Linked DNA regions of Homo sapiens: region 2 is linked to region 1. A link is a contact called in ENCODE Hi-C data. All regions are on one chromosome and are shown on one strand. The core of a region is the stretch at or near the end of the contact, and the rest is flanking DNA. Distances in the headings are between cores, read along the strand shown.

The links. Hi-C counts contacts between places; a loop is a spot of excess contacts on that map. Pooled maps may share reads with other maps.
Region 2: a loop to region 1 is called in a map of naive thymus-derived CD4-positive, alpha-beta T cell, with 3 times the contacts of the local background. The contact joins two enhancer-like sites. A Hi-C loop is called at or near these places in 1 of 168 maps with a recorded cell type or tissue (naive thymus-derived CD4-positive, alpha-beta T cell), 1 of 37 single-sample maps with no recorded cell type and 4 of 50 pooled maps.

The regions. Positions count from the first base shown.
Region 1 is chr11:81,872,691-81,876,561 of GRCh38, forward strand. No RefSeq gene overlaps it. Among named protein-coding and RNA genes, the nearest start is that of MIR4300, 16 kb to the right of the region's middle. Within about 2 kb of position 2,126, at least 2 of the 41 ENCODE cell types and tissues checked have a DNase peak (open chromatin) inside an H3K27ac peak, as active enhancers do.
Region 2 is chr11:82,755,324-82,759,194 of GRCh38, forward strand. No RefSeq gene overlaps it. Among named protein-coding and RNA genes, the nearest start is that of FAM181B, 23 kb to the left of the region's middle. Within about 2 kb of position 1,873, at least 2 of the 41 ENCODE cell types and tissues checked have a DNase peak (open chromatin) inside an H3K27ac peak, as active enhancers do.

The DNA of each region.
Region 1 (3,871 bases), core at 876-3,375:
GGACTTCATGTACAAAGTGGGACTTAAGTGATGTCTGCAATTTTGCAAGGGATAGCAGAGAGAATAAAAGGATGATTCCAGTTTATATAATAATTAGATATAATAACTGAATGGTAACTACATCTGGTCTAAAGTTATTTTGGTTGTACATTGTTCATTTGTCTCTAGAACTAAGTAAAGATTGCCATTAGTGCCTTCTACTCATTTGTCTTAATTATCCCCAGGAGAGAAACTGTAACTGGAGATGATAAAATGTTTACTTTAATTTCACTTGTTTGAGGTAATCAAATCTGGCACCGAATGCATTTGTGTGTCTATCTTTAATGATTCCCACCTCAAAAGACCTCTATTTCTCTCTATCTTTTTGTGTTAAGACTATTAACGTGTTAAGTGCACAGTTACTGCTTGATGGAACAAGGCTCCAGACAGTCTGAGTTGAGAAAAAACAGCACAGTGACTTAGTTGCCACAAGATACTGTTGATCAAATGGTAGGTAACTGGGGATAGTATTAAATTAAAGGTGAAAAAAGTCAATAAAGGAAGAAGAGGGAGTACTTCAGAAAGGATTTCATAGTACAAAGTTTCAATAGAGGTGTGGATGGTTTCTTCAAGGTCTTAGACTGACATAATTTTGAAATAGGTAATAACTTACAGAAAAAAAGAAAAGAGAGAAGAAACATTTTCTTAGGTCATATAAATGAGACAGTTTATATTATTTGTATTCCCTTATAGAAAGCAGAAGTCTCACTTAGAAGTGCATATTTAAAAAGAAGTATTTATACATGTCAACACATTGATTTTGTTTTAAAACCTTAATCTGTCACTAAAATCCTCAAAATGGTCATAGGATAATATCTTATTAAAATAGTATTTAACATTAAATATAAATTGTTAATTTTAAAAAGTTCTTATTTAATACATTTTGTGATCTATAATTCTCCTTTTGGAATTCAGAATTCTCCATGTTTCAGTAAGGTAAACCTCTTTTACTTATTTTGTAGTTTTCAAAGAAAAGTAGGTTTACCTGTTTCCTTATTATTTACAGTTCAGAGGAAAGACTTTTACTCTACTGGGAAAGTTTTTTGAGGGCTCTATTTGGGGGTTTTTCTAAGATAATAAGACTTCAGGCTTTTCACACCCTTAGGCGATACACCCAAGAGATAAGATATCCTAGAAAAGAGCTCTGATGAGAATTTTGAGCTATTATACCAAATGAGCATGAGATGAGCTGGACAGGGAGACTTCTAAATCCCTCCCAAAGGTTTTGCTTTCATAAGAACATCTTGCAATTTAAAAAGACAAGCCTTTTACACTTAGAGAGCTCCTTGTGACTGGAAACAATATTGGTATCAATATCCTGTTATTGCACAAAAAAAAGACTAAATCATTTGGGGAATAGATTAACTGCTATAATAAAGTTAAGCCTTTTTCCTTGGGCTCAGCTCTAAACGCCAAGTTAAACAAGCAAACAAACAAAAGAAAACAAGACAGGAAGAGAAGCACAACTTAGGTCTACGTCAACTAATATTGAATTTCTGATTCCATAATCTGCGAAAGTCTAAAGCTCTGTGATTTCTTCAAATCTCTCATATTTAAATTCCTCATAGCTCTTCTTCAGAACTCTCTTTGCCAAGTGTTAATCATGTTCCTTAGCAATAGGCCTGCTCAAAATTAAGCCTATTGTCCAATGTTAACATAATGCTTTCACACCATGCAGCATATGCTTTCTTACATCTTATGCAAGTTTAACAGGTTCATAGAGAAGCACCAAATCAAGATTATACAGTTTCTGTGACCTTTCTGTCTTTCGCTCTCTTATCAGAATTCCTTTCTCTTTCTCTGGTTTGTCTCCACTAAACAAAGTGTTTTCCTTTTCTACTTAATCCAGGAATTCGGGCCCTTTCCAATTTAGGACCCAGACAAGGAAAGCATATTAAAGAATGAAGAACTTTCAATTAAATAGCCTTTGCAGTCCTTCCCAAATGTCTGACCATATTGGAGCATGTAGAAAACTACATATGTTCACTACTATGTGATCAATCAACAAGACTCTGGGAACCTAATTTGAATGACTTGAAACCTCCAACCACCAGAGCACTGAGAGAACCAGCACTCCATCACATCTGTCAGTCTTTTGAGGCTCAGCCACAGGCTCAATCAGATATAGTGTCTACTCGGATTTCGGCTACAGCCTCCACAGGAAACTGATGTAATTTAAAAAGACAAAAGAGAAAGAGAAAGAGAATGGCTACATACTTGATGGAAGAACATGTTAGGAATTATTAAGGCATATCACCAGATACCATTTATCCAGAAGAAAATAAACTATTACAGAATTTTGGAGCTGAAAATGAGAACATTTAAAAATTTCAATTATACATAAATTTTCATCTCCAATCCAGCCTTCTCTTTTAAGCTCCAACTTCTTACCAAATGGCTCCACTTAGTTTTTCCTCATATTTTTTAAACTTGATTTGTACCAAACTTATATTATCATTTTTCTCACAAAAGTACTCTTTCTGCAAGTATTTCCAACCTCAGAGAATGGTGACATCAATCACCCAGGTGCACAGGCCAGCAGGCTGACCTGCTATTTTTGTCATCACTCTAAAACATCCAGTAAGTATTAAGTTACTCTATTCTTCTACGTGCTTCTTTAATTCCTCCTCTTCTTTCCATTCCTTTTCTAGATACCAGTACAAGCTATAATTGGCTCTCATCCCAACTACTACCACATCCTCTTATTTGGTCTTTCTACATTTACTCTCTTTATACCATTTTCCACAATACAACCAGAGTTATTATAAGAAGGAACCATGATCATGCCATTCACAGTTTGAAATTTTTCAGTGACTTCCCATTGCTCTAAGATGAAGTCCAAAACCTTTTGAGTGGCTTCTGAAATCTTCCACAATCTTGTTGCTTTCTGACCTTTCAGCCAATTTTCCCTACATTTACCTCCATCTAACTTAGCTAGACTTTTATTCAATTCCTCAAGTATACTACATTTACCCCTGACAAAGGATCATGAGGCTAATATTCAGCATCTGAGGAAATTAAAAACCTGAATGTTTGCTTCTTCTAGTAAGGGATTGATATGCTGCTTAGGCACAGAATTTCTGAGGAGAGCAGAGTGCTGATGTTATGTAGGGTTGTAGGAATATGTAAAATTCAGGGATTTGTGGATTTTCAGGGGCCAACATTGGTTGATATTATCTTTAAATATTTAATAGTTGGGTGGAGCTAGTTTTGATTAGTTGGCAGCCAAAAGAGTTTTAATTGAAATGCGTTTATGACTGATATCTGACTTTTAATTGTGAGGAACTGACATTGATTTGTTAGCTTGTGAGAATGTACTCACTGAACTGAGTTGTCCTCAATGATTGATTTAAAGAGTTTACATCATATTTCTGATGCCTACTTGATACCATGGCTATAGATAAATAGGTGGTTTTTTTAAAGGGTGCAGGGATTTATTTTATTCTGATTTTCCCTATTCTTGTCCTTATTTGCTTAGCATCTGTTTGTGTTTTAAGATTCAGCTTATGCGTTACTTCTTCAGGAATGGCTGTCCTCACTGACTGATTATGTCACCCTGCTAAATGTCCCTATTTCATTCTTTCCTCCTGTTCCTAAGGAATATAATATTGTAAACCACTGTTTCTCTTTCTCTCTTGCCTGCTAGGAATATAATCTCCCTTATGAGAGAAGCCATATCTTTCTTGTTTACCAATGTATATTTATTCTTATCTGTAGGAAATGTGGGTTAGAAAAAGGCTGCAATTAGCCAACAGTTATGCCCCAGATCACGCAGATTTATTTCAATTCCATATCTTCTTACACTAAAACCAATGCTTCTTCCACTATATGC
Region 2 (3,871 bases), core at 623-3,122, 880 kb after region 1:
TTCCTCAACTTGAGTCGGGCCCCAAAGGGCATTCCAGCTCCAGAGCTTCCCATGGGATTAGCTCAGGCTGATGACAAGTCAGTTTCTCTTTTCATCCAATCTTGACTTCCTCACTTCGTACATATGCATCCTTTAAGAGTCCTTCTCAATCAACCTTCTGCATACAACTCTCCGTTTCAAGCTCTGTTTCCAGGGAGCCCTGTCTAAGCAACCAAATCACCCCTATGCTATTAGCAAGAAGTAAACTCTGAGGTTGACTTCCTAATTTCTACCTTAATGATGTGGATCAACTGGCATACTTATTAAATTTAGTTGAAACTGGTTTAAAACTGCCCTGGAAAATGCGTATCCCTTCACTCTTTACGCTCAGAAAAGTGAAACTCCTCTCACTCTTTGGTCTCTAGTGGAAACGTTAGCTTAAAGAAACAGGGTTGCTACGTGGTCTCACAGCCATGTAGAGGAGACAGCAGACCTGAGTTTTACTTCTGCCTTTGCAACTAACCCTATGATGTACACAAATTACTTCTTTTCTTTAGATGGTCCAAATTTACATATAAAATATGGGGGTTACCAGAAAAATTATCCAAAACTTGGAATGGAGGCAGAAAGTTTAGTTCCACATTCTTTCAATGTTATACAGGAAAAAAGAACAGCCAAAGATTGTCTAGAGGAATGTATTTCATTCTTCTCACTACTTGCTATTAGATTTAGTACAATTATTTTTTACTTGGTAGAGTTTTTTCTGGTAGATATGCAAATAATTTCTGTCAATGGAACAGATGACCACGATGATATATATCTCAGTTCTTTGTAACTAATGAACTTTCCTAACATTTCATATATATATGTGTGTGTGTATATATATATATATATGTATATATATATATATATGTATATATATCTGACTTCTTAAATGTTCTTTGAACCAGTCCTAACATTTCAGTGGTTCTCTTACTAATTAATGAGTTAAACAATTTTTTACATGTGGTCCATATTATATTTGCTTAAGAGTCATGATTTCACCTTTTTGAAAACGTACTTCCACAGTCTTGATCTGCCCCATGATACTGGAAGAAAACCAATACACACACCCACCTTGAGGACTCAGAATCTCATGGTACTAATGTAACACAAAGACATCTAGGACTCCCTTCTGTAGAAACCTTTTGGACCATTTTAACTTTCAAAGAGTACTTAGCAATACCAGAGTAACCGTAGCCACCATCCTTGATCTCTGTGTGGCTGGGGCAGGGTTGGGAGAAAGAATAACACAACCAAGGCTTAGTGAGAGGGACTTTCCCAAAGTTTCCCAAGGTCTGAGAGACATAAGCATTATCAGAGCTGAGATTCAAACCTGGGCCGGTCTAGCAGTAAAGGCAGTACCTTAACTACCACTCCTCATACCATCATGCTATGTCTCATGTGCTGATATTCCCAACATATCACATGTGCCCAACACATACACATTCAGTGCATACCCCGCACAATTAAGAATTTTAAAGTACAGCTATTTCTAAAGGATCACATTTATTTGATGAACCTCAGTTCAGAGCTCTGGAAAAGACAGACATCCTAGAGCCAAACAGGTCTATGCTGCATCCCATCGTTGCCATTTAGTGGCCAATTAGCAGTGTAACCTTGAACCAGAAATGAAAGCACCTGAGCTTCAGTTTCCTCCCCTGTCATATGCAAATAATCCTCATAGCTTGTTATAAGAATTAAAGTAGAAAAAGTTTGTTAAGGCACTTAGCATGGAGTTTAGCTCAAAGATGCCCCCACCCACTGTCTTTCCTTCCCCTCTCAGAGGACCTGGAGGGCTTTGAGGGCTTGGCTGTGCTGCAGCTTCGCCCAGCCCCCACTCCAGCCACTCAGTGATCAAGGGATGGGAAAATCGCTCTCTTCAAACAGGTGTCACTGTTCTAAACCTACAGTCTCATTTCCTGATCGTGTCTTAATCTGCTCGTCGGTGGTGAAAGTTGATTTCTTGCACATTCTTATATCAGTGGGAATTTCTGCCCTTGGCTGACAGGCATTATGGGCTGGCTTTGACATACAGCCCTACAGGGCCTGAACAGCCCCTATTCTTTCCCAGTCCTGAAAGGGAGCTTTGTGCCAAGGATTCATTAAACTGCACTGCACAGCCCCTTCCTAAATGGGGCTCAATAATGAACAGTCGATTTAACTGGAAAAGCTGCTGGAGCTGTTAAATTAAAGGGAAATAAAGTGCACTTTAGGCTCAGTCTGCCAGAAGAAATGGTGACCTAAAAGGAAAATCTTCATTTTTATTGAATTGCAGTTTATAAAAAAATCTAAAATGTCCAGGAAGCTTCCCTGTGACAGGCAATGAGACATAAAAGCTCAGAATTGCAGGCTTGAGGTAGTGCTTGCTTTTTGTTCACCAGAGTCATCCCAAAGTGAATCTTAGGCTCTTAGAGGATATGGACGAATGATCTAATTTTGAGAAGGAGATAGGAGGAGACTCTGTTACATGCCACAAGAAGTATTGGTTAAAAAAATTTTTTTTAATATTTTGTTTAAGACTAGGCTTTCACTTTCATTCTTTGAACATTTGAAGGACCAAAGGCCATTCTTTTCAGTTTCTCTGCTGTTTCAGTCAGGGATAAGAAATATCTCTCAGAGGAAAACCAGTTCTTTCTTCATACACTACAAATCAGAGCTATATTTGATGTGAGTATTTTGCTCTGAAATCTGACTCAGTAGCCTCTCTTTTAGATTTGAGATTTTCACAAGTAGGTGTAAATCCTCTGAAGAATTTTCTCTTCAACTTCCTCTTCTAAGTTATAACTTCTTAGCATGGTGAGATAGAACTTTCACTAGTGTATGCTGAAATGCTATGATTTCCAATAACTCGTATGTGCAAGAAGCAAAAGCCACTGTGCTTTGGCAGAAAAAATAACCATATGGTGATCTTAGCTTTTCTCCACTAAGCTGCCATGAGCTGGGAATTCTTCTTAACATGCCTTTCTGTACTTCGTCTGTCTTCAAATCTTTATATAGTCTGTTCCAGGGTGTATTACAGATTTCATTACCCTAGTCAAGGTCTTTTCTGGCTTTCATCTTTAAGAATGTTTTTAACATCAAAAATGACAGTCAGTTATCACAGAGAATTTAAGGAGAAATCTGAAAAGCAGCGTGAAAAAAATAAAGACCCACTTCCACCCTCATTGTTCAGGGTCACTGGAATCCAAATACAAATTTTCAGTTGCAAAGCTCTATCGAAAAAGCAAAACTTCCTTCCTAAGAAACTGTATGCTCTCTTTCTAGAACCCACTTCATTTTTTGAATTCTAAGCCATCGATTTAGTTTCTAGGATGCAGCATCAGGCAATTTAAAGTCACCTTGAAAATACTCTAAAATTGAAAAAATCGTACATGCATGTCTTTATTTTTAATAGTAACTATGATGATCCACTAAATAGTATTGTTTTATCCTGCATCTATCTACCATAAATGAGTCACAGTTGACCAGTATAAATCATGGGCCCTCCACAACATAAAATTCTGGATTTATAGCAAAACTGCTGCCTGTGACAACTTCTGGGATAGACTATGTCCAAATCTACCCTAATGGTTATCAGAGTCTTCCTCTTCATCAGAGCAACACATAAAGTTTTATTCATCTTACATTAAAAATTGCCAGACTATAGAATAGTTATGCCATTCTGTGTGAATTCTGTGCACTTAATTACAGTTTGACATTTAGCTGTGGGGAGAATACTCATTAGAAAATGCATATATGACCAGTCCACCTTCTGCATATGGCATCAGCCATTCAAATGCATTCTTCCAGTCATGACTTATGCCTACATAAATAATCATCAACCTATTCAAAAGACATTTAGCCTTATAAA